7 separate regions of the Homo sapiens genome follow, and regions 1, 2, 3, 4, 6 and 7 are each linked to region 5. The links are chromatin contacts, found by Hi-C or POLR2A ChIA-PET in ENCODE. All regions are on one chromosome and are shown on one strand. Each heading gives the region's core, a stretch centred on a gene start or an enhancer-like site at or near the end of the contact. The rest is flanking DNA. Distances are from core to core; before and after follow the strand shown. Region 1 holds the start of ADAM19 (ADAM metallopeptidase domain 19). Region 2 holds the start of SLU7 (spliceosome associated SLU7). Region 3 holds the start of RNF145 (ring finger protein 145). Region 4 holds the start of UBLCP1 (ubiquitin like domain containing CTD phosphatase 1). Region 5 holds the start of G3BP1 (G3BP stress granule assembly factor 1). Region 6 holds the start of RBM27 (RNA binding motif protein 27). Region 7 holds the start of PWWP2A (PWWP domain containing 2A).

What was found. A loop is a pair of places that touch in the nucleus more often than their neighbours do. ChIA-PET counts read pairs that join two places held with the same protein, here RNA polymerase II (POLR2A). Pooled maps may share reads with other maps.
Region 1: a pooled map shows a loop between it and region 5 (2.6-fold over the local background). The contact joins the promoter of ADAM19 here to the promoter of G3BP1 in region 5. A Hi-C loop is called at or near these places in 1 of 50 pooled maps. POLR2A ChIA-PET finds 5 or more read pairs at or near these places in 2 of 52 experiments (HEK293 and OCI-LY7).
Region 2: a map of CD8-positive, alpha-beta T cell shows a loop between it and region 5 (17-fold over the local background). The contact joins the promoter of SLU7 here to the promoter of G3BP1 in region 5. A Hi-C loop is called at or near these places in 3 of 168 maps with a recorded cell type or tissue (CD8-positive, alpha-beta T cell, OCI-LY7 and naive thymus-derived CD4-positive, alpha-beta T cell) and 10 of 50 pooled maps. POLR2A ChIA-PET finds 5 or more read pairs at or near these places in 4 of 52 experiments (RWPE1, T-cell and activated naive CD4-positive, alpha-beta T cell).
Region 3: a loop to region 5 is called in a map of natural killer cell, with 19 times the contacts of the local background. The contact joins the promoter of RNF145 here to the promoter of G3BP1 in region 5. A Hi-C loop is called at or near these places in 2 of 168 maps with a recorded cell type or tissue (naive thymus-derived CD4-positive, alpha-beta T cell and natural killer cell) and 6 of 50 pooled maps. POLR2A ChIA-PET finds 5 or more read pairs at or near these places in 1 of 52 experiments (GM12878).
Region 4: a loop to region 5 is called in a map of naive thymus-derived CD4-positive, alpha-beta T cell, with 8 times the contacts of the local background. The contact joins the promoter of UBLCP1 here to the promoter of G3BP1 in region 5. A Hi-C loop is called at or near these places in 1 of 168 maps with a recorded cell type or tissue (naive thymus-derived CD4-positive, alpha-beta T cell) and 5 of 50 pooled maps. POLR2A ChIA-PET finds 5 or more read pairs at or near these places in 1 of 52 experiments (T-cell).
Region 6: a loop to region 5 is called in a map of naive thymus-derived CD4-positive, alpha-beta T cell, with 8 times the contacts of the local background. The contact joins the promoter of RBM27 here to the promoter of G3BP1 in region 5. A Hi-C loop is called at or near these places in 1 of 168 maps with a recorded cell type or tissue (naive thymus-derived CD4-positive, alpha-beta T cell), 1 of 37 single-sample maps with no recorded cell type and 12 of 50 pooled maps.
Region 7: a map of naive thymus-derived CD4-positive, alpha-beta T cell shows a loop between it and region 5 (20-fold over the local background). The contact joins the promoter of PWWP2A here to the promoter of G3BP1 in region 5. A Hi-C loop is called at or near these places in 1 of 168 maps with a recorded cell type or tissue (naive thymus-derived CD4-positive, alpha-beta T cell) and 7 of 50 pooled maps. POLR2A ChIA-PET finds 5 or more read pairs at or near these places in 2 of 52 experiments (B cell and naive thymus-derived CD4-positive, alpha-beta T cell).

What each region holds. Positions count from the first base shown.
Region 1 is chr5:157,574,433-157,577,203 of GRCh38, forward strand. ADAM19 (ADAM metallopeptidase domain 19) reads right to left here and starts at 1,343. Exons shown (of 23, transcript NM_033274.5): 1 at 1,171-1,343. The coding sequence starts at 1,264. It overlaps LOC124901121 (a long non-coding RNA gene), which reads left to right and starts at 547. Exons shown (of 2, transcript XR_007059018.1): 1 at 547-938; 2 at 1,848-2,178. RefSeq lists enhancers at 39-568, 805-884, 2,742-2,771 and a silencer at 1,055-1,494.
Region 2 is chr5:160,417,602-160,420,498 of GRCh38, forward strand. SLU7 (spliceosome associated SLU7) reads right to left here and starts at 1,480. Exons shown (of 16, transcript NM_006425.5): 1 at 1,422-1,480. RefSeq lists enhancers at 1,192-1,241, 1,692-1,811, 1,822-1,891.
Region 3 is chr5:159,208,218-159,210,917 of GRCh38, forward strand. RNF145 (ring finger protein 145) reads right to left here and starts at 1,336. Exons shown (of 11, transcript NM_001199383.2): 1 at 1,014-1,336. It overlaps LOC107986468 (a long non-coding RNA gene), which reads left to right. Exons shown (of 2, transcript XR_001742943.2): 1 at 1-463; 2 at 1,642-1,935. RefSeq lists enhancers at 1-102, 2-121, 1,709-1,808 and silencers at 1,019-1,208, 1,249-1,538.
Region 4 is chr5:159,261,617-159,264,596 of GRCh38, forward strand. It overlaps UBLCP1 (ubiquitin like domain containing CTD phosphatase 1), which reads left to right and starts at 1,674. Exons shown (of 11, transcript NM_145049.5): 1 at 1,674-1,744. RefSeq lists enhancers at 899-1,406, 1,241-1,310, 1,341-1,650, 1,407-1,914.
Region 5 is chr5:151,770,486-151,773,331 of GRCh38, forward strand. G3BP1 (G3BP stress granule assembly factor 1) reads left to right here and starts at 1,469. Exons shown (of 12, transcript NM_005754.3): 1 at 1,469-1,551. It overlaps LOC100652758 (a long non-coding RNA gene), which reads right to left and starts at 1,691. Exons shown (of 2, transcript NR_132345.1): 1 at 1,218-1,691; 2 at 1-287. RefSeq lists enhancers at 1-277, 656-885, 1,143-1,437 and silencers at 1,646-1,975, 2,026-2,095.
Region 6 is chr5:146,202,289-146,205,061 of GRCh38, forward strand. It overlaps RBM27 (RNA binding motif protein 27), which reads left to right and starts at 1,317. Exons shown (of 21, transcript NM_018989.2): 1 at 1,317-1,536. The coding sequence starts at 1,478. RBM27-POU4F3 (RBM27-POU4F3 readthrough) reads left to right here and starts at 1,317. Exons shown (of 20, transcript NM_001414499.1): 1 at 1,317-1,536. The coding sequence starts at 1,478. RefSeq lists enhancers at 753-902, 1,373-1,532.
Region 7 is chr5:160,118,008-160,120,707 of GRCh38, forward strand. It overlaps PWWP2A (PWWP domain containing 2A), which reads right to left and starts at 1,443. Exons shown (of 2, transcript NM_001130864.2): 1 at 798-1,443. The coding sequence starts at 1,381. RefSeq lists silencers at 439-858, 979-1,158, 1,259-1,358, 1,519-1,568 and an enhancer at 995-1,494.

The DNA.
Region 1 (2,771 bases), core at 93-2,592, 5.8 Mb after region 5:
GCGGTTCCTTTGAGCCCTTTGGGAGGACCGCCCGACCTCGGCCCCTGGAAGTTCCGAACTGTCGGAAGAGCTCTCAGCCTCTGGGTTTGAGGCGGCCCGGGGGTCCAGCCAGCCCACCCTCGCTCCGCCGGTGCTCGCTCTATTTGAAAACGCTGACTGTTGGTCCCCCAAGCAGCAGTCTGGAGTCAGCCCAGCCCGTCTGCAGCGGTGGAGCCAGGGCTAAGCCTTCTCCGGTCATAATGAGAGAACCCGGGCACCGCCCCCCGGGACCAAGCCTTCCGCGAAATCTGCTTATAGCCCCCGAGGGATGGAGCCGGGGAGGGGATTGGTGTCTGGGAAACTAGTCCTGAGAAACACGGACATCACCCGGCATCTTAGCTGGAAACATCGAGTCAGACCCCTTCGCTTCACAGAAGGGGAAACTGAGGACCAAAGAAGGCGGCCGTCGGGTTGGCGTGGAAAGAGAGCCCTGGTTTCCAGTGCCACCGCGGACCTCAACCCGTGGCGTGGCCTTGGGCAAGTCCTTTCCCTTTTGTGGGCCTCGGTTTCCCCATCTGTGAAATGGGTGCGTTTGACTTGGCCTTCAGTAGGGCTCCTGCCAGCTCGGGGATCCGAAGTGTGTGGCTGCAGATACCCAGCGAGCCATCCCCTAGCCAAGGCTACCACAGTCTGCCGCGGGCATTTTATGTCCTACCCCACCAGTGTGGCAGGCACCGAGCCTGGTCCCAGGAAGCCGCTCCCAGGCCACACGGGCAGGGCGCTCGGGATGCTCGGCGTTGGCGAGTGCAGCGGGCGGTAGAGAGAAAGACAGAGAGAGAGGCGGAGCGGACACGAGGGACCGTGAGAAAACGGAGGAGGATAAGCCCCGAGAACGGCGGAAAGAGAAGCCAAAAGCAGAAAAACAGAGGAAGGAGAAGGCGAGAAGGGAAGGCTAGCCAGTGAGCGGACCGGCTGTTTTCTGGCTGCGCCGGGTTTCCCCGACCTCTGCCACCTCCCAGGGCGCAGAACGTGGGAACAAAGCCCGGGCTCCCAGGCTGGGGACGGCGGGGGCGCAGGCCCCGCGGAGTTGCGGGAGGCGCAGGGGTCGCGGTCCCAGCGCTCCGGACCCGCAAGGCTACTCCCAGGTCTCCGGGCCACCCAGCCTCCATCCCCCCGCGCCTGGCCACTTACTTGTCCATCCAGGCTCCCGCGCCGCCCGCGGCCGGAGGGGCTGCAGGGCAAACGCCAGCAAGCAGAGCCGGGCGGCGCCTGCGCCCCCTGGCATGGTGGCGGCGGCCCTTAGCGCTCGGCGCTCACACGCCCTCAGCCATACCTGCCCACTGCCCGGCGGTGGAGGCGCGTCTGGAACCCCCCGGCTCGCCCCGCGCCTCCCCACCCGGCTCCCAGCCCTCTGCCGAGACGCTCCGCCTCCAGCCCCGCGGGCCTCCGCCAGGGGATGGAGGAGGGGAGGCTCCAGCCCGGAGGGGGCTGGAGGGAGGGGCCGGGGAGGAGCTGGCGAGACTCGGGGGAGCGGGGCTGGCTCAGGTGAGGGAGACCGCGGGGAAGGGAGAATCCGAGCCCCCCAGGAGGAGGGATTTGTGGTGGACGCGGCCTGTAGAGGGTCGGGGACTCGGGCTTCTAGGAGTTAAACTGGACCCCTCTCCGCACAGCGGCCCGTTTACTGTCCCGCACTGTGCCAGACGCCTTGGGTGACACTCAGAGGTGATTCACCCAGCGCCGTCCCCCGGGGGCCGCCACTCTCGGAGACAGGCTCAGAAAGAGTTAACCCAACCGCCAGGCACAAAGAACTAAGTGCTATATGGACTTCTTTTTTTTTTTTTTTTTTTTTTTTTTTTTTTTTTTTTAAGCAGGACACAAATCCAGGAGCCATTCCTTCTGCCTGGGAGGAGGGAGTGATGAAGACCAGAGGAATCCCAGAGGAGAAGCCATCTGAGATCGGGAGGAGGAGAAATGGAACATCAGGCGGAGGAAACAGCCCAGACAATCGCACTGGGACGTGAAAACCCTTGGGCTGCATGCGGGGAGAAAACCAGAATTGGGGATGGTTAGGGTTTTGGAGGGAAACACAGGGACATGTGACCAAAAATAATAATAACTACTGTTACTTATTGAGGACTTTCTATGTACTAGAATAAGAAAATCATGATAGCTAAGACTGATAAAACGCTAAGTGTCAAACGCTGTCTTCAGCACTTTACACATATTCACTTATTTAATTAATCGGAGAAAATAACTTTTATGAGCCAGGGACTCTGCATACATTATCTCTTTTCATTAGCCCAGTAATCCCATGGGGTAGGTACTAGTACTATCCCTGTTTTAGAAATGAGGAAATCAAACCTGAGAGGCTAAACCACTTGCCCAAGATTACACAGCTAATGTCAGTGCCTAGATTCAAACCCACATCCGTATAACTCCAGAGCCTGATGCAACACACCTTATTTTCCAGGTGGAGAAACTGATAATGAGAGAGAAATGACTTGCCTAAGATCCCTCAGCAAGTTTTAGCAAAGCCTCGTTGTAGAATCCCAGCCTCAAACCTCGTCCATCTGTTCCTTTTTCTGAGCCTCTTTAGTCAAACCCAGGTTGACTAGAGAAGTGCTAAGTGTTGGAGAGGGCGAGGCACTCCTGAAGATGATGGGTAGGTAGGTCTATCAAACCCTACTCATGGGCACCCATGAGGGAAATCAAATAAGTGGTTCTGGCCATTAATGTCGTTTGGGACTCCGTTAGTCTCCAGCTGCTGTAAAATTCGTATCTTTCTGTGAACC
Region 2 (2,897 bases), core at 230-2,729, 8.6 Mb after region 5:
ACCTGGCGAAACCCCGTCGCTACTAAGCATATACAAAAAAATCAGCCAGGCGTGGTGGCGTGCACCTGTAATCCTAGCTACTCGGGAGGCTGAGACAGGAGAATCACCTGAACCCAGGAGGCCGATATTGCAGTGAGCTGATATTGCGTCACTGCACTCCAGCCTGGGCGACAGAGCTAGACTACGTCTCAAAAAAAAAAAAAAAAAAATGACGCTCCAAAGGATTTTATCATTCGTACTCTAAAAACTGACATCTTTTTAACACACCTACACGGTCCACCATGGTCTGGCACCTGCCTACCTTCCAGCCTCACCATTACAACTATCCCCGCTTCCTTCTCTACTAACTACATAGACCTTCTTGTAGTTCCTCTAGTTCCTCTAACAAACCGTGCTCCCTGTAGACACTGGGCCTTTACACAAGCTCTTTCCCAGTGGAAAGTGCTCAATGCCTGGGGGTCTACGATGCTTCTCAAAGGTGTTCTCTTCTATGTCTGACCTATAGAAAACCTCCACATATATTTGTGTAACATATAAACTGATGGCCTAAATATACTGCGAAGAGAAGCACAACAACGGTAAATTTAATCTTTATTAAAACAGCTACCATTTCTCGAGCCTACCGTGTATCACCTCATCTAATCTTCACAATAAGCCCAGTAGATAGGTCTGATGAACACCATTTTACAGTGAAGAAACAGGTTCTGAGAGGTAAGATCCTCAGCCAAGAACACATTGTAGTAAGAAATAAGGACTTCAAACACAACTCTGACTCCAAAGTCAGTTCTCTAAACCAGTATGTTATACTTGTCCACAGAACATTGGCTTCTGGGCCTAAAATATTAAAAACTAAAACTGAATAAAGTATTATAGTCACCAAGTTGTACGCACTAGTTTCCGTCGCTGTGGAGGGACCTATTTTCTCCAACTAAAAACAGTAATAGCTCCCACTTACTGAGGGCTTACGTAAGACACTGTTTAGCGCTTTACTTACATAGATGTTTTCATTTATACCCGCATGATACCCCACTGAAGTCGGATCATCTCGACTTAACAGGAAAAACTGAAGCTCAAGTAAATTTTTCTGGCGAGGAAATACAGTCTGTCAATTTGGGTACTGGAAGCAGCTTTCCCTGCTCGCAGTCCGGGGATTGCTCAAGGTCTTCGAGGCACCGCCACAAAGGCGACACTCTCATAGTTATCCCGACTGTTTCCCTGAAGACGCAGGCCTGGCCTGGCAGGGCACGAGTGCCATGAATGGGTCTCAGGACAGTGGCTTTTCGGTCCCCCGTCCTCGCTCCCTCAACACCTGAGGGCTCATCACCCCCGTGAAGATATATCCAATAATTAGGAGCCTTCGACTCATTTTCTCAGGTTCCCCAACTCCCCGTCGCCCGCAAGTTCTAACAATATTTTCTTACCCAGCCCCGCCGCAGCTAGCCCCAAGTCCATCCGACAGAATCCAAGCCAATCTCGTAATGTTTACTTCCGGCTTTTCGCCTAATTCCGGCGGCCACTGCGGTAACTTCCGGATGACCGGCACATGCGCACTAATTTCCTGGCGGGGCCGGGGGCGGAGGGGGGCCCTCCAGTGCTCCTGCGCCGTGGGAAACGCGAGAACTCTAGCTGCTGCGTATCGCGCTATTTACCCGGCTTGTGGGGAGTTTCAAGTTGGGCGGCTACTTTTTGGCTTCTATTTAGGAGCTTTCTTTTAGAATCGGAGAATTTTAGGAAGTTAAAAAAAAAAAAAAAAGACCAGAACAGACAAGAGCTTAAGCCTCACCAGGGGACTATGAAATGAATGGGGAAGTTGGTGACGTATCAGCTTAAAAAAAAAAAAAAAGCAGTTAAACTTGGCACTAATTAGTAGCCAGGCTGTGTAACATGCTGGGGATTTGGTGAACAGTGTCTTCCCTCAGATTTACATCAGAGTGCGAAAGACACCGAAACAACTATTCAGATTTAGCAGCTGTGAAAAGTTGCTATGAAAAGAATACCAGGTGCTGTGAGAACATAAGGCATGTTATCATTAGAAAAAAATACGACAATTTCCATTTTGGAGAAACAGTATCTATGCTATCCCATCCCTTCTTTAAAAGTATACATGTGAAATAAAACACTGGAAAATAAACTAATTTTCGTGGTAGAATTTCTTGTGATTTTTTTTTTTCTTTGTGCTTTCTATTCTGGTTGTTCTCCCCCTCCCCCCCATAACGTGTATCCTTTTTGAATGTAAAAGTAAAAGTAGCTACCATTCCTGCCTCAATAAAATAGCCCAACATAATAGAATCTATTTTTTTCGTATTAAGAATTTGCAATACCTGGAGTTTAGGAACATAAATATTAATTTTGCTTTTACAGGGCAGTAGATGAAGAAACAGTGTCAGAGACTAGCGTGAAAGTGAATAGAGTCTATGAATCACTCAGGCTTTGTTTTTTTCCACTTAAAAATATTCCTGAAATTTGCTTAGGAGTGTTAAGGCCTAATTAGCCAAAACCACCAGGAGAGCGCATCTCGAAGAGGAATCAGAAAGCGCAGGACAAGACAGTTGAATCTTTTCTAAGACTTGAGGTCCCTCTGGAGGGTTCTGAGGAAGGTCTAGGAAAGCCGGGATTGGTTCTGGATGGGTTGCTGTTTGTAAAGAAGGATTGGGAGAAACTGATTAGGGACTAAGTGCTGTTATGAGTGAGGGTGGTTTAGCAATTGAGTATTTCCAGTAATAGGAATAGCAAAGCTGGTCTGAGGGCATCATTAGTAAGAAAACAGTGGTTATTCAGAGAGGGTGGTTATGGTTTACAGCTGCTGCATGACCTTAGGAGAAACAATGCTTTCTGTTGGTGAAAAAAAGAAGACATCCTAAGACAAACCTTGCACCTCAAAACCTCTGTAGATAGAG
Region 3 (2,700 bases), core at 86-2,585, 7.4 Mb after region 5:
AGCAACCGGGCCGCCGCCGCCGCGGGGCTAAGAGATTACGTTCAGCAAAAACTCTTCCAGGAAAGAGGCTCGAGAGCTCCCCTCCTATCTCGCCAAGGGTGCTGACTCTGTCGCGCCACGCCACGTACCAAAAGGCTCGCGAAGAAAAACGCGGGCGAAGTTCAGCATCCCCGAACAGAAAGGGAACTCATTCCAGAAAGGGGGTTCACGGGTCTGAGGGTCCTTGGGTGGGGAAAGCAGTATTGGAGGGAGAAGACAGAAGGGATGGCAAGACAGAGGAAACCACGGGGACAAAAAGGAAGGGATGAGGAGCCCTCTTACTATAAAAGGGACTGACGGACGGGATGCAGAGCAATGGGCCCCCCTCGAAAAATGGACTGGCAGGCCCTTCCGCACCCCCAAACAACCTCGCACCACCTGAAAGCGGGGAGCTTGAGTTTGGGGCTGCGTAGATCAAAGCAGGGTAAGACGAAGGGAAAGAGGGAGGGGAGCTTGGAAGCAAAGTGAACAAAGAGGCAAAAGAGGCAAAGTTGGAAATGGAAACGAGAAAGGGAGCTGGAAAGGGGCCGCTCTGGAAGGGTCTTGAAAAAGGCCTAGAAATGGGATGCTGGGGAGGCAAAGGGGGACAGCCCCGAGGAAGGGCATCTCAGGAATGTAAGGGAGCGCTCCAGGCCCTGGGAAGAGGAAGGGATGGGAGGGCGGGGAGGCAGCCGAGGCCCGGGAGCTGGAACAGAGGGGGCTTTGCGCGGGGCCCAGGAGGGGAGAGCAGGGTCGGAGGGAGGCGACCACCGCGGGAAGAGCTAGAGGATGGGAGGGAGGGGTGCTGCGGCTGAAGAGGGGATGTGGACTCCTCCAATGCTAGGGAGAAGAGGGAGGTGAAGCGAGATAAAAGGAAAGGGGCGAACAGGGAGAAGAGGAAGGAGCCTGCGACGCGATGGGGGAGGGGAGGGAGGCCGTGGGAAGCGGCCGGGGGGCGCGGGGATGGGAAGGGGCCGGGCGGGCGGCGTGGTCACCTCAGGCTGCGGACTCCCTCCCTGGGGAGCGGCGCTGCCGGCGGGCGGGCTCCGCAACTCCCCGGCTCTCTCGCCCGCCCTCCCGTTCTCCTCGGGCGGCGGCGGGGGCCGGTACGGCACGGCTCACAGCGGCGGCTCTTCTGCGCCGAGCCTCGGATGTTGCTTCTGGGGAGGCGGAGGCAGCGGCAGCGGCAGCGGCCCGGCCCGTACGGTCACCATCGTCCGCGGCAGCAGGCGCTCGCGGGCCGAGCCCCTTAGCAGCCGGCGCCGGCGTCGGCGGCCATGGCCTCCTGCGTTTGCTCCTCCCGCCCCCGGCGCTCTGCGGCGGCCGCGGCCCGACTTCCGCACTCTGCGCCTGCGCGCGGCCCAGCCAGCGCGGCGCGCCCCTCCCGCGCGCGCCCGCGCTCACTCACAATCGCGCCCGCGGAGTGCTTTCCGCACCGCCTCCGGTGCGTGGGCGGGAGACATAAGCCTAGCCAAGCCCATACAGCCCGGCTCGGGTGGCTATGGAGAGGCGTACTGCAGAGACACCTGGACGCGCACTGTGACAGGCGCCATTCTGACACACGTGCTCTCTCACTCCCAAACACCACGGGCCGCAAGCGCTCACACCCACACTCACCTGCAGGGACCACGTGGGAGAATTTGAAGGGCTGATCCTGTCCCGGTGCATTCGCAGTAGCAATGATGCGAGAATTCGTTTTAACCTCGTCACTGACTGGACTAGACTGTAAACTCCTTGGCGTCTGGGATGGCTCAGCCGTGCCCAGCACCAAGTGCAGGCACTCAAACCCCTGTGGAGTAAGTGACTGGATGAATGAATGCATTGGAACTGTTCACTGAGTATCTGTAACAATTTTGATCCCATGGTTTGGTACAAAGAATTTTATTGCAGTATGAAATTAAATGGTGTTTGTGTGTTTGTCTTGTCTTGGTCTAAGGTTCAAAACAGGCTAATGTATGTTTTCCCCTCCCCAACGTAGAGGAGTTCCACTTTGTCTCTGTGCCAGTCTCTATCACAGAATGCGCAATCCTACCCTAATTTAAATGTCCACACCTTTTAGGGCAGGAACTGTTGCCCAGAATACATAGCCTGAAGCATATTGTGTGTTTACACAACGATAGTCTTCTGGGCTTGGCAAGACTTCTCATTCCCCATTTGTCTGCCACTCTGCCTCACCACGACCTTCTGCAACCCCCACTTCTATCTCCCCTGCCTTCCACCATCACCAAAACCCCTCCACTGTTTCTTGCTTTCTCTTTCGTTAGTTCCTGGGGAGCCAGTTGCTATGAGCACCTAGCCTGGCCTTAGATGTTGAAAGGGCCAGTGTACACAGAAGATACACACCCAGTGATGGGTAAGATGTTGCAACTATACTGGGTCATGCTGAAATTGTGAAGCCTCAACTTCTTCATGTGCAAGAGAAATTAATGTACTGTAATCTCGATGTCTGTGTTGAGGACCCTCCTTGTAAATTCAAGTCTCTGGCCTCTGCCCTTTGAATGGTAAACCCCCAATTCTGAACACTCTTGTATCCTGCTGAAATTGTGAAAGCAAGCTCTGTATTTAGAAAATGCAATCCCTGGAGGTATCAGTCAACCAAACTCTGAGTAACTTGCCTTCCATTAGTTTGATAGCTCTGTAGGAATCAAGTGTTTAAAATGTGTGGGAATTGTGTACATAACT
Region 4 (2,980 bases), core at 424-2,923, 7.5 Mb after region 5:
GGGAGCAACAGGAGGCAAAAGTTCTTCTTTTCTTTTTTTTTTTTTTTTTTTTTGAGATAGTCTTGCTCTATCACCCAGGATGGAGTGCAGTGGCATGATCTTGGCTCACTACAACCTCCACCTCCCAGGCTCAAGTGATTCTCATGCCTCAGCCTCCCGAGTAGCTAGGGTTAAAGGCACATGCCACCACACCTAGCTAATTTTTTTTATTTTTAGTAAAGACTGGGTTTCACCATGTTGGCCAGGCTGGTCTTGAACTCCTGACCTCTAGTCATCTGCCTGTCTTGGCCTCCCAAAGTGCTGGGATTACAGGTGTGAGCCACACTGTGCCCGGCCAACATTTATCATTTGTGTTGAGACTATCCCAACCTTTCTCCTCTATTTTGAAATACAAAATAAATTATTGATTACTATAGTCACCCTACTGTGCTGTGGAACGCTACAACTTATTCCTTCTGTCTAACCATATTTTCGCTCCTTTTAACTTCTCTTCATCTCCTTCTCCCTCCTTATCCTTCCCAGCCTCTGGTAACCACAATTTTACTCTCTATCTCCATGGAGTCAACTTTTTTTTAGCTCCCACATATGAGCACCAAACTTCAATGTAAGACCCAAAACTATGCAGCTATTCCAAGAAAACGATTTGAGAAAATGCTTGAAAATGTTGGTCTGGGCAATGATTTTTTTTTTTTTTTTAATTAAGACTTTCTGAAGAAAAGGGCATACTTTTCACTGAAAAAGTTTGAGTTTTTTAAATGAGCAGATACTCATGCATTACTAGTGCAGCCAAAAATTATCAAAAGTAGGGAAGAATGCAAAATAGCGTGTGCCTCTTAACTAAAGAACTGTTAAGATACAAAACTTGGCTCTTTGCTGCCTTTCCCGCACTGCCAAGAGGGAAACATGAATTAGTTACATTGCCGTGGTGCTCACTGGGAGTTCGCTGTATGGACCAGATGGGTACTGCTCCGAATTTCCATTCAAGTCTGACATTCTTTTGTCAGCGTTTGTGTAACCGGTTTTCCTTGCATTCAGAGGAAAGACAGCATGGAAGTATGGATGGGAAGGTTGAGACGATTGGATACTGTATGGTAACCTCGATCGCAGCTCTCCTATGAGACTTGCTTCTTGGATTCTGAGTCACTTAAGCTTGCCCCTTCTCTTTCCTGACCCTCTTCCGTTTCCCCTTAGATTGGAGATTCTCCTCAGATTCTAAGTCTCTGAAATTATTAGTGTTGGCAGCCCCTGGGCCCATGGAGGGGTCTCAAGTCTTCAGTTCTCAAAGATCACCTTTTAAGCTTCATTCGGAACATGACACAGCCACACGAGTCCTAGCCCTGAATCTCACGAAGACCTCAGTACACCTGGAAAAGGCAGCACACCCAGTTACGACACTACTAGAGACGTCACACGCCTCAGCACCCATCCGCTCCCAGCCCAGAACGAGCGCACGCGCAGAACGAGAGAGCGGCCACCCAGGGATCGGCGCTATCTGCACAGCGGTTACAGTCTCGGAAAGGCCTGGCTTCTTCGTGGCTTTGTGGAGATCCCTTACAGCGGCCATTTGATTAGCACCCGAAGAGATTCAAAGGAAGCAGTTGTTCCGTCCCCAACATATTTCCGTTTCAAACCACCCACTTCCGGTTTTTCAGCCGGTTCCGGTCCCGCCCTTCACTTCCGGTCGCTTTCGGTCTCTCAGCGGCCGGTTTCTGCGTCCGCTGCCGCAGGTTCCACCGCGCTCCAGGTGAGGGGTTGCGGGGCACCCTGGCGCGCTGCCCTTGGAGACGCTGTTGGGGCTCGGGGACAGTGGCTTTGCGGCCCGCGCGGCGTGGCTTGCACTGCGGCGGGCTGGGGATAGTGTCTGTCCTAGTCTGACGCCCAGGCCCCTAGCCCCGGCCCGCTTAGTCGCGGGGGCCGCTGTCCTCCCATCCAGCAGTCTAGCCTATTTGGAGGGCTTTCTGTTTCCCAGTGGGTTTTGCGTCCCCAAACTTCATTCCTCCGTCTTCTCAGGCTTGTCCATCCCTCCCCTCAACCTCCTTGTTGAAGGCATCCCGGCCTTTTTGGTTCTGGAGCCTCCACCTGCCTCCTAATGCTCCCCTAAGTCAGTTAGCACAGCCCCCGACCCTGCACCACCTCGCAGTTGTTGCTGGTGTGCGGTTCTCGCCGGAGTTCTTAGTGCTTCACGGTTATCTTTTGCTGGGATTGTTGAAAGTTAACCTCCCGTTAATTCCCAAAGTGTTACTTTTACTGCTATACTTTAAAATTTCTTCATTTGCCACTTTTTAGGTTTGTGGTCCCGGGCAAGTTTAATTTCTTTTCAGGATTCTCATTTGTATAATGAGGACAACAGCTGTTGGTTCAGGATTGTGAAGCTTCAATGAGATAATTGTTTAGCATGTTTTTATTCCATCATGAACACCATTTGTATTGTGTTTTACAGTTTACAAAGTGCTGTCACAGGTGTTACTTCATACCTTAACACTACTCCTGTCCAGTGAATATTAGTAGCCTCATCTTGTTGAGAAGACTGAGGCCAAGAGGTGGATTGACTAGGCAAAGTCAACACAGTATGTTAGGTAGAACTCCAACCTAAACAGCTATTCTTGACCCTAGGTTGACCATATGGAAGTGTATTCTTTGCTTGCTTGTTTGGGTTTGCCAACTTCACTCCTCCCCACACCCCAAATCATTTTTCAGCTTATAAATCTGATGGGATCTGAAATGATACAAAATACTAAGAAAGAAGGTTAAATGTGAAAGCAAAATAGCTCATGCATTTATATCACACTGCTTCATTGGTGTGAACGGTCTTAATGATGAAATAAGGTTCAGTAACTTTTAAACAAATCTTAAAGACATATGCATTTACAATTTTTATGGTGTTTGTTTCGCTTGGCCCTTTAAGGCATTTGCCAACTTGGAATTTCCACTTGTGGGATAGGTGCTTCGTAACGTTTTTATGCTGCTTTATTAACCATAT
Region 5 (2,846 bases), core at 219-2,718:
CGCTCATCTCGGACCCAGGCCTGGGGCTCCACTGACGCCGACGGAGCCGGGCTGCTGCGGGAGTGGAGCCCTGGGGGACCAGAAGGGGCTTTCACTTCGCTCCTGGGCCTCCCGAGTTCCAGGCTCGGGCTAGCCCCGCGCAGGGAGGCGAGCGGGCCCGGCTCCCCAGAGGCCGAGGCCGGCGCCCGTGCTCCTTCAGCTCGGCCTCTCTCCCCCGACATAGGCGCTCCACATGCTTCATTTCCAAAATTCTCAGCAAAACTCCGCGGGAGACCCTGGTCACATGCCTGGAACGAGAACAAACCGGGGCGTGTCTGTGCCGGACGGCTGGGAACCAAAGCTATTTCCATAGAAATAGGGCCGGCCAGCCTTGAGTTGTAGCCCCGCCAGTGCCTGAAACGCCAGGAGGAGGGGACGAGTTGCCTTTTAAAGGCGTAGCGACGAGAATAAGCCCCCACCCGCGGCAATTCGAGGCTGAACAATAGTGGTGCAGCTCGGGACGTGGTGCGAGGGCCCACACTCCACTGGAGCACGCGCGGACCACCGTGCCTCAGCTGCCACAAAGGGAGCCTCGCCACACGCCCGCGGCCGCCTCGCAGCGCCCGCCAAGAAGCGCCTGGCGGAAGGGCGCACTCTCAGGCCTTCCACCGGCGACCTTCCGGCGGGAGCCTGCGGGCGGCGCAGGAACGACCCTCCTTCCTCTGCCCCGCAGCAGTGCTGAGTAATGGTGAGAGCAGCAAGGCCCTTGGCCGCCGCACGTAAGAAAAAAGTTGTAATAAAAAGAAAACAACCCGGGAAACTTTACTAGTTGGTTCGCCAGGTACAAACCTATGCGGAAAAGGCGGGGTACAGGCCTCGGAGGCCGGACCCAACCAGTCAGGGAAAGAAAGAGGGCAGAAGCCGCAGGCTGCACAGCCTCACAACCGCCCAGAGGGCACGGCGGCCCTGGGGCTCGGTCTCTTCCGAGCAGAGCAACCTCCGTGTCTATCAGCTCCTTCCGGCGTTGCGATTGGCCACAGGCTGTCTTGGCCTCTCGGACGCCCGCCTCCTAGTTGCTAGGGGTTTACTTCCCCAAAGTACACGGGCCCCACCTTGTGGCGCAACCGCTCCTGCATGGAAAACGGATCTCCGCCCAGGGGAAGACGTGTTAACGAATAAGAGCAGCCCCACACATTTATTGGCTACTTTGAGTATCAGTCAAAGAACTGCTCACTCGCCTTTCTATTGTACTTTTCGGTTATTGGTCTCTCTTAGTGCCGATCTGTTACTAGGGAAACGAGATCCTCACAGTCTCATAGGCAGGAGTCAAAGCCAATCAAGAGCCACGCCTTCATCCCCGAGTCAGTGCCCAATTACTGTTCGAAGAGCCCTGAGGACGCGGTCGGGATTGGTCATCCCGTCGCCCGACCTGGCCGCAACAAGTTAGGGTGAGTGGCAGTTATATAGACCGGCGGCGGAGCACGCGTGTGTGCGGACGCAGTTGCGTGAGGGGTTTGTACTATCCTCGGTGCTGTGGTGCAGAGCTAGTTCCTCTCCAGCTCAGCCGCGTAGGTACGCCGGGGTGTGGGCGGGGCAGGGAGGCCAGAGGACTAAGCCGAGCCGCAGCACTTGTGAGAGGGAGAAGTCTGAGTGGCGCTCGCGGCGGCCGCGCCAGTCGCGTCCCCCACCCCAACCCCCACCCCAACGGCCGCAGGCGCGCGCGGCGGACGGACGGGCGCGCGGCGGCTCCTCGCTCCCGCTCCCGTCCCGGCTGGGGCGCGTGGCCGTGTCCGCCGCGTGCGCGTGCTGCGTCCAACGGCCTCGCGGGGCAGGAGTAAGCCGCGGCCGCCGCCTGGGCCCCAGGGCGGTCTCTGGGGCCAGGGGTCCCGCGCCCAGCGTTTCCCGCCCGCCACCCTCTCCGCCACGCGCCCGCGGCACCTTTTCCTCCCCTGGCCAAGGGATCCAGTCGGTTCGGACCAGAAGGAGGCTTTCGTTTAGGGTGGGGGCAGCACTAAAGTCTGATTGGAGTCTTGCGGTCCGCGCGTCGCAGAAGCGCCTTCGGTTTTGCAGAGAGCAAAGAGGGAGCAGCGAGTGCACGGAGTGGTAGTAACAACCAATGTTCTTTCCACGCCCTCACTGTGTGTCCGGCACTGTGCGGAGCCACTTTTCTGCCTTTCATTTGATTCTTGCAGTGAGCTGGCGAGGTGGGTACGGCTATCCTCCTTCCTTAGCGGCCCAAGGCACGGGTTTGGAGAGCGGGGTCACAGGCACGCACGGGAAGGGCGGGGATTTGTTGACGCCGGGCCCTCTGACTCCGAGCTCCCCGCTTCCCAAGCCTGTTTTTAGTCTTTGCCCCCAGAGCACTTGTCCCTCGGGGCAGCATCAGCCTCAAAAGGCCACCTGCCGAGAAGGCTGCAGCGGCATTTGTACTTGGGCTAGTTCTGGGCTTCCAGGGAGACAAGGGTTGGAAGTGGGAATGTGACAAAGGAAAAGGGTTTGGGCTTCCTTTCTACGTGTACTTGTACAGGCCCTGGGTAGATGTGCCGCCACCGTAGCTTCTGGAAAAAAGTAGGGAAAACGATGAGTAAGTGCAAATGAACATGGACTGTGTTCCTCATCGGGTTTGAATCTCAGATTGCTGATGGGAAATTCCCGCCAGCGGGAAGTTAGGCTCCGGTTTTAGACGTTGAATTTTTTTTTCTCTACTTTTTTTTTAATTGGAGGAGACTTTTGCAGAAAGACCTTGAGAAGATTCACTTTATAGTTGAAGGGAATGAGGTGCAAAGCGACGAATTTAAGATCTCACTAGCATCTGTGGGTTAAAATACGGAATTGGAATAGAAAGGTTGGCGCCCAGTTACAGTATA
Region 6 (2,773 bases), core at 67-2,566, 5.6 Mb before region 5:
TGGTATGTGAAAATTATATAAATTTAAAATTTTATATAATTTTAATAAATGTTTGTAATACAGCCACAATCATTCCATTTACATATTGTCCCTGGTTAATTTTAAGCCAAGACATTGTATGACGAGTAGTTGCCATAGATACCTCAAGGCTCACAAAACCAAAATATTTAGTATCTGATCCTTTGCAGAAGTTTGCCTATACCTGTTCTATGTATATATAGGATGTCTGTTTATTTGAGGTTGATCCATTTCTTTTATATGAGGTGCGTGCTCATTAGGTATTTTTCAAAATGTTATTACAATGCATAACCCCATAAACTGTTCATCATCTTAAGAGGAGAAGCTCTGTTTTGCTCAGCATTGGACTCCTAGTGCCTTACTCAGTGCTGGCAATTGCAGGGACTCAGTATATGTTATTGGGTAAACATTTTAACATCAGTGCTAAATCAGTGATTTCAAAACTCCAGAAAGAATTTCTCACCTACTAGAAAGTAAGTTGACTATTTCAGTAGTTTCTAATTTGTCTTAAAAATTTTTTTGTAATCCTTCTTTGCTGATTAAAATTCTCCCTTCCCGTCCCCCAACCACTGAATTTTAGATATACAATGAAAAGATAATTAAAAACAAACTATTGGAGTCATTTTTCTTCCTAAATAAAGCAACATTTATTAATAGTACTAGCAAAATTGAAATGGCCTCAGCCTTTTACATCCGTGCGCCACGTTTTAAAAATGACGATTACTGGATTCCAAGGCATGGTTGTCAGAAACATTCTGCGTAATTAAAGCAGAGCAGCAGAAAATACAAACGTGAGTGCCAATCAACATGAGTGTGTAAAGAAAAAAAGTAAAATTTTGCATTCTGTGCAATGTGTCGAACGTGAACGTATTGCACGTTGTGTTGCAGATTTACTACAGCTGAGTCATTTCGGGACACGAGTGTGTGTTTCCAAGAAAAACGAGAGGAAGGAACCAGGCTGAGGGGCTCGCCGGGTTCCCCCAGGCACTCCCAGCAGCAGACACCGGTATTCCGCGGCGGGCGGCGGCGTGGTCAAAAAAAGGCGCCGCTGCCCCTTTAAGAGGCAAAGCACCTTTTCCAAGATACCATCTTGCACCAGGAGTTCACTTAAGCTCTCCACCTACCTTGCTATATCTCTCCTCCCTGACTGGGTACCGCCTGCCGGCGGGGCGAGCGAGCCTTTTCATTGGTCTTGCCCTCAGGGCCCCCTCTCTCTTACTGGTTCTCAGGCCTGCCACTCGGCACTGTCTCCCGCCCACCTCAGCCTTCGGGCTAGGTTGAGTGAGGGCTCTTGGGTTAGTTCCTGTTAGGCCCCGGCCGGGGGAGTAGGTTGAAGTCTCCTAAGATGCCCGGTGGGCTGGGGCACCGGGAGCTGTGAAGGGAACGTGAGGGGGCGGCGTAGTGGAGACCCACGGCAGGCCTGAAGAAGAGCGGCGGCCGAGCCCGCCTTCCCTGCACCATGCTCATAGAGGATGTGGATGCCCTCAAGTCCTGGCTGGCCAAGTTACTGGAGCCGATGTGAGTGAGCCGGGCTGGGCCGGGGCCGGCGAACGTGGGCGTTGGGGGCTCGCGGGGGCGTGGGGGAGGGGAGGTGGCGTGGGGGGCGGCGCTGAGGGGCCGCGGCCGGGAGGTCCCGGCGACGCCTTCCCTGTAGTACTATCACCATTGTGGTGGGGGTGAGGGTGGGAGAGGAGCGCTGGGGACGGAGAGGCGCCGTGAATATGGGGACTGGGGGGGCAGGCAAGGACAGCGAAGGCTTTTCAAACGCAAATATCGGGGTGCTGGAAGGGGTAGCAGGGGCCGTGAGGGAATTTAAAACATTGCTGTTTGAGAACTGAGAGAGAGGTAACGGGGCTCTTGAGGGATTTTTAAAATGTGAATATTGAGATGTCGAAGGGAATAGCAGAATATCAAGGGTTTGATAAACATTATTATTCCGGGACTGAAAGGTCTAGAAGCAAAATATCGAGGGCATTTTCGAAATATGAGGGCAGAAGCGGATAGCAGGGACATTGAAACTGTATAGCGATTATTGGTAAGTTCTGAGGGATCAAGAATATTGAAGGATTTGAAAAATACTATGGAGTAGATGAAAAGGATGTGTGGGCATTGAAGGGTTTTAGAAATTATTGGGGAGGTGATAAGTGTGATAGCAAGGATATTAAGGGATTTTAAAGTATTATTGAGGGCTTGATAGTGCTAGGGGAACTGATGACTTTTAGATACATAGAGGTTGGAAAAAAGAGGTTTCTGTAAGTTTAGTTGAAGGTTGAAAGGGCTACACTGGTATGCAGCATTAATTGGTGGAGGAGTATACCTAACAGTATGTAGGGATTTTTAGATACAGGTGGTGTTGGAGGAATAAAAGGAGCGGTAGAAAGAATAAGAGATTTGTAAGTATTCTTGTGCCATTGAGAGGACAGTTTTGTAAATGTTTTTGTAAGATTGAGAGGACACCTGAAGATAATTGGGGTGTAGTATGAGGGACCGAAAAGAATGAGAGACCTGTCTTTTAAAAATATTTTGGGTGGTGTTAGTAGAAATGTTATTGGGAGGCTTGAAAGAGGTAACAGATGTATCAACATTTTGTTTTATAACCTTTTTTTTTTGAAACAATGTCTCGCTGTGTCTCCCAGGCTGGAGTGCAGTGGCTGGATTTCGGCTCACTGCAACCTCCGCCTCCCGGGTTCAAGCGATTCTCCTGCCTCAGCCTCCCGAGTAGCTGGAACTACCGGCGCGCGCCACCACGCCCAGC
Region 7 (2,700 bases), core at 193-2,692, 8.3 Mb after region 5:
TTTAAATCAAAAAATGAAAATGTGGTTAAGCCAAATTTGTAGATGAACTCAACCTTCTTGTCCTTAATACATAAACTGAATCCCAGGTGTTAGAAGTTACTTGAACATTTTTATGCTACACCACCTTGACATTAAAGGATTTTTTAAAAATCTCCAATCTCTTCTTTAAACTTTTCTTAAACTATCATTAAAATTAGCAAAATATGCTTCTCTGTTGAATGGTTAACCTAACGGGAATGACTTCTAACCGTAAGAATTACAGTTAAAAGGTTCATTTTAACAAATGCTCTTCCCCCTGTAAGGAGTGACAGGTAACCTTTTGGGAACCCCAATGTACACACCCCTTTCTCCAATCCCGCTAAAGTTAAACGTTAGAGGACAGACAAGTGCCTCCTCGCAAGCAATGCCCCCCGCCCCCCCGTCCCCCCGTCCAACACTCCGTTCTCTGCAAAAATCCATCTGCATCTTGCATTAACCCACCCGCCCAGTGACGGTGACTCCAGGCCAAGTCGCAGAAGAAGACCAGGCGTGAGGGGTGAGACCTGTGAGCCCATCTGCACCTGCACCCTCCCACCTGGTGGCACACCTGCCCCGCAGGCGCCCACCTGGGGCCGGGACCGCCCTCTCCCGGTCTCGCGCGCCTGCCCCACTCGGAGCGCGCGCCACGCGCCGCGCAGGACCAGAGGGCGGGGCCCCGGGCAGCGGGGAAGCGAGGGCTCGGGGAGAGGGGGCCGCCCGGGCTCACTCCCTCCCTGGGGACCCAGCGGACCGGAGGGTGCTGGGGGCGGGCGCGGTACCTTTTGGACAGATCCATGAGGACCCCGGAGAAGAGCTTCTCCCCGAAGCGGAACGACACGACAAGCGCGTCCTCAATGATGTGGTCCAGCGTGACCCGCACCTCCGAGCCCGGGATCAGTTGCGACACCGTGGAGTCCCCGCCCGCCGGCGGCACGAGCGCCGGGGCTACGGGCTGAGGCAGCGGCGGCTCCTCGCGCTCCTCGGGAGCCGGGGGCTGCTCCGGCGGCGATGCAGGAGAAGGTGGAAGTTCCGGCCCTCCCTGAGGCGCGGCTGCCGCCGACTCCGCCACCCGAACGGACAGTTTCTCCTCAGCCTCCAGCTCCGGCCCCACCGCCTCTGGGCTGCGGGCGAGCTCCCCCGGCGGCGGCGGTGGCGGCGGGAGCGGCGGCTCGTCGGCCTGAGGAGCGGATTGCTGCCCGTCAGTCTCGCCATCCGGCACAGACGCTTCAGTGGCCGTGACCGGGAGGGGGTCAGTGCCGGCCTCACTGCCGGGGATGGGCTCCATCTCCGGCTCGGCCTCGCCGGCGCCCCCCTCCCCGGGGGACGCTGCAGTCGCTGCCGCCTCTGCAGCCACGGCCGCCATTTTCTTCCTAGCTTCTCCCTCCTCCAACTCCGGCTGCAGCGGCGGCGGCGACAGCGCTGCTTGGTTCCCTGGGCCTTCCCCTCCCTCCCGCGAACACTTTCGTCCCGCCCTTTCCCTGATGCTCGTTTCTGGCACCTCGCCATTGGTTGCATTCTACACCCCTCCCGCACTTTTGATATTCCATTGGCCAGGGATGGACGTCTATCATCTAGTCAGTCCATCCTTCCCACGCAGAGTAGGAACTTCTCATTGGCCAGATGTGTTGTCAAGTGTGGAATCTGAGTGGAGGAATAGGGGGCGGAATCAAAGGGGGCGGGGGAAGTCACAAAAGAGGAGCCATATACTCATCGCCTCTTGCTATTGGCTGGAAGAGGAAATAAAGTTTTATGGTTGGCCTACGCTCCTGCCCATTATCAGCCAGGTCTTTGGAGGTGGGAGAAAGGATGGAATCATGTGGCGTGCCACTTCTTTCAAAGGCGGCCGAGGGGAGGAGTAACAAGGGAATGCGGGAGGGGAACCGCTTCCCAAGAATCTCTGCGCAGAGATCCTTAGAATAAATGTTATTTCTAGGCGCGGACTTCTTGCGGCCGCGTGTGGGCACGACAGGCTTCTTTGGGAAAGACAACTAAAGTTTGAAATACAATCCTACAGACACTTTTTGAGTGCCTACTATGCTAGTCACTGCACTAGGTGCTGGGGAATGGAATGTTCAAGACGTTCTCCATAACCTCATAGCAGCGGGCTCCAGCGGCCATGAGGAGTACGAGGAGTATTTTCCTTGACTTCTAGGAGTATGATGAGTATTTTCCTTGACTTCTCTCCACTTCCTAGGAACAAAGCACCTATTTATTAATATTTCAGAAATAGGAAAATGCTCATGAAAGAAGAGAGACACCATCCTCACTGGATTAAACTGATGACTGTTCCAGGAAGGAGTCTTGAGACATTGCTGGACTGATATGTGAACACTGCTTGTTCTCTCCAAATCCACTTGCAAAGTGGACGCACCTGGTCCCTGCTAAAGCCTTTTTCTTTCCTGGCTTCTCCAATGCCACGAGAACAAAAGATCTCTCACTTCAGTGTCCTGACGCCCCTACTTCTCTTACTTCCACATCAAGTCTTTTCGTTTGTCATCTCTGGAAGAATCTACTGAACCTATTTCTCTCAAATGGCACCACAGAGTCAGCCTTTTTTCTGGGAGAATGCCTGCAGGAGAGAGGGTAGAAAAACTGCTAGCAATGAAAGTAAAAAAAATAAAGTCCTGAAGAATAATTACAGCTAGTGTCTTTTGAGTACCATGTACCAGGCACTAATACAAA